Linked DNA regions of Homo sapiens: region 2 is linked to region 1. Evidence: chromatin loops called from intact Hi-C (ENCODE). Cell type or tissue: A673. All regions are shown on one strand. Links, peaks and the distances in the headings refer to the core of each region. The heading gives the core; the rest is flanking DNA. Region 1 has its middle 21 kb from the start of POLD3. Region 2 overlaps DNAJB13 (DnaJ heat shock protein family (Hsp40) member B13).

Region 1 (5,376 bases), core at 208-5,207:
TAAAGAAATGAGTCAGGCATAGTAGCGTGTGCCTGTGGTCCCAGCTACAGGGGAGGCTGAGGTGGGAGGTTCACTTAAACCCAGGAATTTGAGGCTTCAGTAAGCTGTGACCACGCCACTGTACTCCAGCCTAGGTGACAGAGCAAGACCCTGTCCCAAAAAAAGAGATCAAGTTTGAGCTTCTTACCACCTCAACTTCACCTCTCACCCCTAGCTGCTTCTTACCTATGCTCCAGCAACACAGACTGCTGATAAGTCCAGGTACATACCGTGTTATTTCCCACAAGTCTTTGCATCTGCTGTGCTCTCTTCAGAAGTATCCTCCTCAGTGTCCTCAGCCATAAAGAAGGCAGGTATCTTCTCTGCCAGGCTAGTTTAGGGCTCCTTTCCTTTGCTGTCATAACCCTTTGAGGTTCTATCATGCTAGATTACAGTGTCAGGTTGAATTTTTTTTTTTTAACTAGGCGAGTTTCTTAAGAAAAGGAATATTGTGTTATTTATTTCTGTATTCTCAGTGTCCAGGACCTATGTAATAATTGGTGTTCAATAAATGTTTGCTTAAAAAGGGAATAAATAAATGAATGAGTGATTCAGTCATTTGAAAAGTCTTTAGTGAGTGCCTACCATGTGTTTAGTATAATGCTAGCCACCACCGTGGCCACAAAAGAAATAAAAGACCTATAATACGTCCTTAAGGGCCGGGTGCAGTGGCTCACACCTGTAATCCCAGCACTTTGGGAGGCCAAGGCAGGCGGATCATGAGGTCAGGAGTTTAAGACTAGCCTGGCCAATATGGCAAAACCCTGTCTCTACTAAAAACACAAAAATTAGCCAGGCGTTGGTGGCACGTGCCTATAGTCCCAGCTACTCGGGCGGCTGAGGTAGAAAAATTGCTTGAACCCGGGAGATGGAGGTTGCAGTGAGCCAAGATCGCGCCACTGCACTCCAGCCTAGGCAACAGAGTGAGAGTCCATCTCAAAAAAAAAAAAAAAAAAAAGTCCTTAAGGAATTTTAGTTGGGAAAACAAGACCTGCTCAGGAAAACGGATTATAGAACAATGCAATAAAGAATCAAGTTGCTGAAGAGCACTGCACACACAGATCTCTGTTCAGATTCTGGCTGTATGATCATGTGCAAGCCCCCTAAGCTCTCTAGGCTTCAGTTTCCTCATCTGGAAAATGGAGATAATTACCAGATGTGTTGAGTTCGAGGTACTATTGGCATACAGTACTAATCATTAAACAATGCCACTCCTCTGGACAATATTTTATAGAAGTTCACAAAGCTGATTCACGTCAAAGCTGATTCACATTCTTTATCTCATGTGATCAACCCTGTGAAACAGGGATTATAGCATAGCATTTATGGCAGATTGTAAAAATGACCACAGATTATCCCCTTCCCTCTACCCACACCTTTTGAAAGTGCTTTTGCACTCTGAGTCTGGTTTGGCTTTGCGATGACTTGAAACATGCTTGAGCACGGAGGCTTGTCTGCTCTCTCTTTTTTTTTTTTGAGATGGAGTCTCGCTTTGTCACCTAGGCTGGAGTGCAGTGGCGTGATCTCAGCTCACTGCAACCTCTGCCTCCCGGGTTCATGCGATTCTTCTGTCTCAGTCTCCTGAGTAGCTGGGATTACAGGCATGCACCACCACACCCAGCTAATTTTTGTATTTTTAGTAGAGACGGGGTTTCATCATATTGGCCAGGCTGGTCTTGAACTCCTGATCTCATGATCCTCCCACCTCAGCCTCCCAAAGTGCTGGGATTACAGGTGTGAGCCACTGCATCTGGCCTGTCTTCTCTTGTTAAACTTGGAATCTTTAGCCCGCCAAGTCAATGAGCCTAAGCTAGCCTGCTGGAAGATGAGAGGCTATATGGAGGAGCATCAGGGTGCTCCAGCCAACTGCCAGTCACCAAATATGTGATTGAGCCAACTTACCAGCTATCCACAGACCCATGCATGTGGGAATCCAGCATAGATCAGCTAAATTGGCCAAGATCAAAACTGTGACCTGTATAAATATACTGTACCTTAGAACTGTGAACTAAACAAAATGATTGTTGTTTTAAGCCACTGTGTTTCAGGGTGGGTCATTTTATAGCAAAAGCTCACTGAGACAGAGATCCAGAGCAGTAAAGCTTTGGAGCTAAGCAGTCTGAGTTGGAAAGACAGCTTCTCCCACTTTCTAGCTATATGGCCTTGGGCAAGCCACTCAATTTCTCAGAGCTTCAGTGTCCTCATTTGAATAATGGGGGTAATGGTAGTGCCCATTTCCTGGGGTTGCAAGAATTCAATAAGATGATAGATGTCTGACATTAGCTTGTATGAAGCTTGGCTCAGCCTAAAGGGAGCTGTTGTTGCCATTGCTCCATTGTTCAGATGAGTAAACTGAAGATGAGAAAACTAAACTCCCAGGTGTTTGGTCACTTTCCCCAAGGTCAGTCAGCCAGAAAATGACTGAACTTGGGACTCACAGTCAAGACTTCTTAATTCCTACCAAGTGTAGGATTCCTAATAAGACTAGTGGGGTGACTGGCAGGGGGTGGGGAGGGACATTTATTGTCTACCTGGTGACAAATTTCCTTGTGTCCTGATTTCAGTAGGAAGCCAAAATAGGCTGGAGGTAATGAATAATCAAACTGAAGTTCTACGAAGATTAGTTGGTAGCACAAAGTACAACTCACTGGCAGGCACTGGCAGTTCCAGCCCTTCATTCTCTGAATCCAATGTCTTATCAAGTCGGATTTTCTTGTACTGTTTCTCAAATCCACTCATTTCTCTCTCTTTTTTTTTTTTTTTTACCTCAGCCCTTGCCCCTGTTCCTGGAGCTGTGCAATGGCTTCCAGCTTTCTTGGCGACTCCCACCGCAATCCTCTTTCCTCTCCTCTCGTCCTTCTCCAGCCACACTTTTAGCTCTGTGGCAACACATGCCTGATGCCTACCAGAGGTCAGATTCAGCTTGTGGGCTTTACCTTGGAGCCGGCTTCATGGTTTCCAGGTATTGGGATATAAGGCCTCCATGTGCCTGACACCCCAACCATCAAATTAGGATATTGGAGATGTCCCCAGCAAAGACTTTCAGAGCTGACCCTTTATAAGGGTGGCACCTAAATCCTACTGAAGGCCTGTAGGTACATACCATCAGTGAGCAGCAGATGGCAGAGTCACCTCTCCTTTTGCTATCTCCCATTAGGAGTTATTGCCGCTCCTTCCTCCATGAAGAATAACAATAAAGATAGGACCTCAATACACAATTAGAAAACGCTCTGTATGAAAAAGTTTAATTGAATTAATTGCCCAAATTTAAAGAATAAGGGATGTCCTAGTAAAATCATATTTCAGGCTTTTAAAAAATCCAAATATCTTGTGCTCTACCATGGTGAGCCTTGGTCCTTATCATTCCCTGTGTTCTCCCAACACTGAGGCCAAGTTATTTTTGCCATTGATCAAGGTGGTTGTACTATTATTTTTCTTAAAACTTTTTTTTTTTTTTGAGACAGGGTCTCACTCTGCCACCCAGGCTGGCGTGCAGTGACACAATCACAGCTTACTGCAACCTCCATCTCTTGGGTTCACGCTATCTTCCCACCTCAGCCTCCTGAGTAGCTGGGACTACAGGCACGTGCCACCATACCAGCTAAGGTTCATATTTTTTGTAGAGGCAGGGGTCTCCCTATGTTGCCCAGGCTGGTCTTCAACTCCTGGGCTCAAGTGATCCACCTGCCTCGGCCTCCCAAAGTGCTGAGATTATCGGCGTGAACAACTGCACCTGGCCTAAACATTTTTTTTAATGTGTGAAATATTTATTGATCATGTCTTTAACAAAAGTAAGAAAATTCTGGGCATGGTGGCTCATGCCTGTAATCCCAGCACTTTGGGAGGCTGATGGGGGTGGATCACTTGAGGCCAGGAGTTTGAGACCAGCCTGGGCAACATAGCAAGACCCTGTCTGTACAAAAAATTACAAAAATTAGCTGGAAGTGGTGGCACATGCCTATAGGTCCAGCTACACAGGAGAAGGAGGTAGAAGGGTTGCTTGAGCCCAGGAGGTTGAGGCTGCAGTGAGCCAAGATAGCACCACTACACTCTGGCCTGGGCAATAGAGTGAGACCCCATCTCAAAAAAAAAAGGAGGTGATAAATTATAAGTGAATAAAATGTAATTGAATAAATGAAACGGAGGTTGTAGGCATTTGAGCTTGTCCCCTCTAATCCAACCGCTCTCCCTGCCTAGCCTCCAATCTCCAACTCCTGCTTTTTTGTATGAGATAGCTGAGACCCAGAGACACAGAATAAATTGTCCAAGGTCACAAAGGTAGGAAGTGGCAAAGCCAGGAGCAGAAATCATGTCTTTGGACTCTGTCTCCCCTGCTTCTTCCATATATCCTATGACCACAGAGCTTAACAAACAGTTGTTGAATTGATGACAGGAGGCCTAGTGTAGGGGGAAGAACATTAAGTTGGCATAAGGAGTTCTAGATTCTAGTCTTAACTGTACCACTGACTGGCTGTGTGACCTTAAGCAAGTCACTTTCCTTCTCTGGATCTCATTCTCTACATCAATGTATAAGGAAGATTAAATTCAGCACTGAAGGTTAACTGGGAAGTGTGTCACATTAGCCAATTATAGCCCTTTTGTTCTGGGACTAAGAACTGGGCCCCAGAGAAAATAGTTAAGTCCTCATGTCTTTTAACAAAAGTAAGAAAATTCTGGGCGTGGTGGCTCATGCCTGTAATCCCAGCACTTTGGGAGGCTGATGGGGGTGGATCACTTGAGGCCAGGAGTTTGAGACCAGCCTGGGCAACACAGCAAGACCATGTCTGTACAAAAAATTACAAAAATTAGCTGCAAGTGAATCCAGCTAACAGAAATCAATATTGTCTTATTTGAATAAGAAAAAAATTTAAGATAATTTTCTGTAACTCATGGAGTCACCAGAAAGCCTGAAGAATTAGAGTCAACAAATGGGCAGAAAATGAAAACATATGCCCACACAGAAGCTTGTGTATGAATGTTTATAGCAGCATTGTTCGTAATAGCCAAGACATGGAAATAACCCAAATGTCTGTCAACAAATGAATGGATAAACAAAACATGGTATACAATAGAATATGATTCAGCCATAAAAAGGAATGAAGTACTGATACATGCCACAACATAGATGGACCTTGAAAACATCATGCTAAATAAAATAAGACAGTTGCAAATGGCTACATGCTATATGATTCCATTCATGTGAAAGTCCAGAATAGGGAAATTTGTACATCAGTAGTTGCTCAGGGCTGGGGAGGGGTGGGGGTGTGGGTGGGGGTAGGAAATGATAGTTAAAGCATATGGATTTTTTTTGAGGTAATAAAAATTGGCTATGGTGAT
Region 2 (5,376 bases), core at 91-5,090, 610 kb after region 1:
TCTGAGAAGCACTGAAGAAAATCAGGAAAACACTGGAGTTCAGACTGGGATCTCCTTTCAGCTCCCATGTTCTTGCCCTGGGCAAGTCCCTTTCTTCTCTGGGCCCCCATTTCCCACTCTGTAAAATGGGGACAGTCCCTGGGCTGCCTGTTCACAGAAGCACTGTAAGGCTAAGGCTCTGTTCCTTGGAAGGAACATTAGGGATCCCATCTCACCCACTCTGCAGACTGGGCTCTCTACAGACCAAGGCTCACAGGGGCAGGAAAAAGTATTGCCTCCTTTCCCTTCCTTTCCTCCTCAGTCTTCCCACCGCCTGAGCTCAGTGACTGACCTGAGTCAGCTTCTTCCCCCCTCACCTGGTCCCCTTCCTTCTCAAAGGTGATGCGTGTGCCCTGCCTCCAACCGGGCTTCACATCAATGGTCAGGATCTTGTCCTTGATGGTGGAGGAGTACCCATCCTCGTTCAGCACCTATAGCAACATATCAGGTGTGGGGAGGTCTGCTTAGGACTTCCATGAGTACAGTCGAGATTTGCTCAGATTTTCATGAACACTCAGGTGACCTTTGCACACGTGAAAGATGCTCTATGGGATTTGTACTTGGGCTCAATCCTCTAGCAATGGGAAGAGCCTCCAGCAATGGGGAGAGCCTGCCCTGAGCCACTCCCACTCCCATCCTGTTGCCATGACAACCAAGAACTTATGATTCCAGTATGGCAGAGGATGCCATGAGACTGGGGCTGGGGGCTGAGATGCCAAGCAGTCACCATTAGTTGATCAAACACACAGCTCCAGCCCTGGCCACTAACAGATACATGGTGAAAATGTACTCCATTCCTCTCTCCAAATCCCAGAGGCCCGGCCCTGAGCCTCCAGCAAGTCTCTTAATCCCAAAGAGAGAAATGAAAGTCAACATATCTAAGCCTCCCCCAGTGCATTCCCCACTGGGGATCCTTCCACTCCCCAGTCGCATGTCCAGATGGGTTCCATCTGTGGAAAGCATGGCCGCATCGGCATCTCCTCTGCTGGGCAAAGGTGGAGGGGGCTTGCTCTTATGCCTGGCACAGGGCTGGGCCATGGGACAGGGCCAAGCCAAGGACTAGACATGAGGCACTGAGGGTCTTCCTCAACCCGTCACCTTGGGGACTATCTCCCAGCCCACCCTCCATGCCCACTGTTCTTTCTTATGCACGAGGCATGCACCCTGATGAAATCCTGGGAATATGGTCTGGTAAAGCCCAGAAGGAAGAATTCAGAAGAGACTCCTCCCATTCAGAGCCTTTCCAGTTCCCACGGGGATGGGGCTGAACTGAAAGAAAGGAAGGGAAAGAGCCTGTCCCAGTTGGGAAGGCTGCAGAGGGCACTCCTGCACTAGGAAAGAACCGGGCTAATGTCTTCAACTGTCCCTTCCGAATTTCAGATTCCGGAATTCTAACATCCTAGGTCTCTGAATCTAAGGTTCCATAATTCCATCAGAGACCATCCCTGAGTCCTCCCACCCAGGTAAGGGAGGAGGCAGCTGCTAGGCTGCAGGAGATAGGTGGCTCCCGGGAGGAGCAAGCTGAGTACTCACCCTTCTGGAGATCTTAATTTTTTTGGTGCAGCCAAAGAATAAGTCCTCCAGGGACAGGTAGAGATCCCGTTCGACTTGGGGGTCCTGCTTCTTGACCCCTCGGCCCTGGAGCCCCCCAAAGTTCAAATCTACCTCACTTCCTTCTGCATCAAAAAACTCTGCAGGAGGTAGGGAGAGGAGTAAGAGAAATTGTATCCAGAGACCCAGACATGCGCGCGCGCGCACACACACACACACACACACACACACACACACACACACACACACACAGCCTCCCTATCCAGATATGCTCCCCAACCTCTTCAGTGTCCTGTGTAACACCCAGCATCCTATAACCACCTCTCAGACTGGCCAAGCCAAGGAGCTGTCTTCAACTGCAGATGCAGTGATTATCATCCTTTGCCATTTCCCACTGCTTCACCTCCCCTTGGGACATTCCCCCCCCACCCCGCCCAACGCTTCCCCGTCTCTCTTATTCACAACTCGGATACCGTAACTCTGGCTGTCTCAGGAAAGGGAGGCACTCCCTCTGGTGGCCGCGCTCAGGAGTGCCAGAAGAGACTGCTGGTAGTCCTCGGCAGGAAGGTGAGAGCCTGCCAGTCCTCTCTACTCTTCCCCAGACTCCATAACCCTTCGCTGTCCAGCCCAGCCCAAGATTGCTAAAGACCCCAGACTCAAGTTTCTATAAAGCTGTCAGCTGAGATGGGGGAGGGAAAGGGTTGGTCCCTAACAATTTGAGAGGCCACCGGCATTCCCCAAACTCCTCTTTCCTCAATTTCTTTTGCCCCTGCCCAGCTCTGCACCCATAACCCCTCTTGCTGCCCCCATCCTTCCTCCCAGTGCAAAGACAGCCCCATCCTGGCTCTGCCCCTGATGTGCTGTGTGATCCGTGGGCTTCAGTGTCTTGGTCTGTGGGATGGGGTAATAATGCCTGACCTGCCTTCCACCATTAAGATGAAGAGCTAAAACTTGCTGAGAGCTTACTATGCGTCAGGTGCTATTTTTGGAACCTTACATTATTATTTCATTGGTCCAGGGAGCCCAAACAAAACGCTTAAGGTCCCGTAGCTAGTAAGCAGTAGAGTTGGGATCTGAACCACAGGACAATATGACTACGGAACCTGTGTCCTTAACCACTGTGCCACGCCGCATCGCTAGATGTGGAAGCCCCTCATAAGCTGTAAACTCGAGGGGCGCTATGGTTAAGAGTTTTCATATTCTGCCTCTCATGGTTAATGCCATGGAATGAACTTCACAGGCTAGAATGGTGAAATGACCTTAGGCAGGGATGGTGAGGTGACTACACTATGTCCCTCTAAGATGCGATGGGCAATCAAGAGGCCTGAATCTTCTGGTCCTCCTGTTGCATTGCTGAATTCACTTGTTCACCCAGACCTACAGTGTACCAGGCAGTAAACACCCCAATAGCCAGTCCACAGGAAGCCCAGCCCCTCAACCCTGCAGGGAGATGGGACTCAGGAACCCTTGGGGTGGAGCACTATGGCAGTATAGCTTCTGGGCACTGCCTGAGGAAGCCCAGACCCTGAGCCTGACCTTTCCCAATGAGCGATGCCCTGTAGACTCACTTGGCTCCTTTGAACTGAGACAGGTAGGGAGGCAAGGTCCACTGTATGGCATTTTTGGACTGCAAAGCCCCTTTCATTTTTTTTCTTTTTTCTTTTTTTTTTTTGAGACAGAGTCTCAATCTTGTTGCCCAGGCTGGAGTGCAATGGCGCAATCTCGGCTCACCACAACCTCCACCTCCTCGGTTCAAGCGATTCTCCTACCTCAGCCTCCTAAGTGGCTGGGATTGCAGGCATGCACCACTGTGCCTGGCTTTGTTTTTTTGTTTTTGTTTGTTTGTTTGTTTTTAGTAGAGATGGGTTTTCTCCATGGTGGTCAGGCTGGTCTTGAACTGCCGACCTCAAGTGATCCGCCGGCCTCAGCCTCCTGAAGTGCTGGGATTACAGGTGTGAGCCACCATGCCCGGCCGATTGCAAAGCCCCTTTTCATAAACATTATCTCATCTGATAATAGCCCTTGAGCCTTAATGATTATTTTGGCTATGTAATGGTTAGGAAGCTGGGGTTTCAGAGGGGTGAAGAAATTTTCCCAGGATCACACGGTTCACAAATGGCAGCGCATGGATTGGAAACAGGCCCGCTACTCGAAGCCCCTTGCTGTTTTCAGTCTCACGTGGAGCTTATAAACTCAGCTTCTTCTGGCAGACACGTGAGGGTGGCACAAGGTGGGAGCAATCTCTGAGGCAGAGGGGCTGTAACCCACATATTGGCACAGAAAAGAGAAGGAAAGAACTTATGAAGTTCAGAAAGGCTGAAGTATAGTCAGGGAGAAGGGGCAAGAGGTGTAGGAGAAAACAGGCAGTGAAAAATCTAGGCCTTATGTGGGTATAACTGGAGCCAGGAAGTCAGGTGTGAAGGTCTTTTCACTGCCTTTGCAAGATGATTCTGAGCCTCAGAAATCAACTCTTGGTCAGTTTGTCTCAGACCTGGAATCACGCACCCATCCACCTACTCAGCCATCCTTCCGCCTACCCAGCCATCCATCCGCCTACCCAGCCATCCATTCATTTACCCAGCCATCCGTCCGCCTACCCACCCACCCACCCACCATGTGCTCGTCTATTCATTCATACACCCACTCATCCATTCATCCATCTGTCCTTCCTTCATTTCATGCATCCACCCATCCACACTCACTCTTGTCAGATGCTAGGCTGGGATTTGGCTACGCTGAGATCAATCAGACCTGGAGGATCTCCCAGTCTGGTAGGGAGACAAGCATATTAGGGAAACTATAAATAGCACAAGAACTGTTTTAACTGCAAAAGAGACAAGAGGTATCTTCCCACAAATACAATATTAGCAAAAGACTGGGAAGAAACTACCCATCAATAAGACAGTAATTAAAAATAATAAATTAGACCTGGCATGGTGGCTCATGCCTATAATCCCAGCACTTTGGGAGGATGACGCAGGCGGATCACCTGAGGTCAGGAGTTCAAAACCAGCCTGGCCAGTCTTGAGTGGAAACCCCATCTCTACTCAAAATACAAAAATTAGCCAGGCATTCTGGTGCCCACCTGTAATCCCAGCTACTCGGGTGGCTGAGGCAGGAGAATCGCTTGAACCCAGGAGGCAGAGGTTGCAGTGAGCCAAGATTGTGCCACTGCACTCCAGCCTGGGCAACAGAGCAAGACTTTAATAATAATAAATTATAAAACATCCATGGTAGCCATGCTGGCACTTGGCATCTGCTCTGTCCTCCTTCTTGCATACCTTCCCTGCTAGAGAATCTGTAGAGCCAAAAGGAACATCCCCCAGACTCTCTTGCAGCTAAGGTTCTGGCTTTGAATTCTGTTCATCAGGTAGTTCCTGAGCTGCTTGGGAGGCAGGAAGAAGGCGGCAGGCATCTCTCCGTGGCTCTGTCTGGAGCTGGTGGGCACTGTTGTGGAGACACTAGGTTTTTCTGCAGCAGCCTTTGTGGGTCCACCCACGAGTTTCATGCCTGTCAGAGGCAAGTGAGGCAGCAGTTGCAGCTACATTCATGGTGTGCTCTGGAATGCAACGGTGACATTTCCTGATTCCTTCTTTGTGACTGTGGCAGAGACAGCAGCTCTCCTTGTGGGCCAGTTTAGAGGTGGTGTTCTTGGAAGATTTCCTACAGGGCCAGCTTACAGCCTTCTCACCCAGGCCTTTCAATGATTATTTCTTTATTTATGTATTTTATTTTTTTGAGACAAGGTCTCAATCTGTCACCCAGGCTGGAGTGCAGTGGCCCGAT

What was found. A loop is a pair of places that touch in the nucleus more often than their neighbours do. Peaks named below come from ENCODE experiments on the same cell type or tissue, not always from the same donor. Only the 100,000 strongest peaks of a DNase experiment are listed, where the experiment ranks them.
Region 2: a loop joins it to region 1, with 10 times the contacts of the local background. A loop is called at or near these places in 5 of 110 quality-filtered maps.

Annotation. Positions count from the first base shown.
Region 1 is chr11:74,568,488-74,573,863 of GRCh38, reverse strand. No RefSeq gene overlaps it. Among named protein-coding and RNA genes, the nearest start is that of POLD3, 21 kb to the left of the region's middle. In A673, for the core only: CTCF peaks have their summits at 2,937 and 3,140 (motif pointing right); DNase peaks (open chromatin) are centred at 3,173 and 4,653.
Region 2 is chr11:73,961,232-73,966,607 of GRCh38, reverse strand. It overlaps DNAJB13 (DnaJ heat shock protein family (Hsp40) member B13), which reads right to left. Exons shown (of 8, transcript NM_153614.4): 4 at 1,573-1,730; 5 at 357-470. Among named protein-coding and RNA genes, the nearest start is that of DNAJB13, 13 kb to the right of the region's middle. RefSeq lists silencers at 1,840-1,929, 1,950-2,059. In A673, for the core only: a CTCF peak has its summit at 2,109 (motif pointing left); a DNase peak (open chromatin) is centred at 2,057.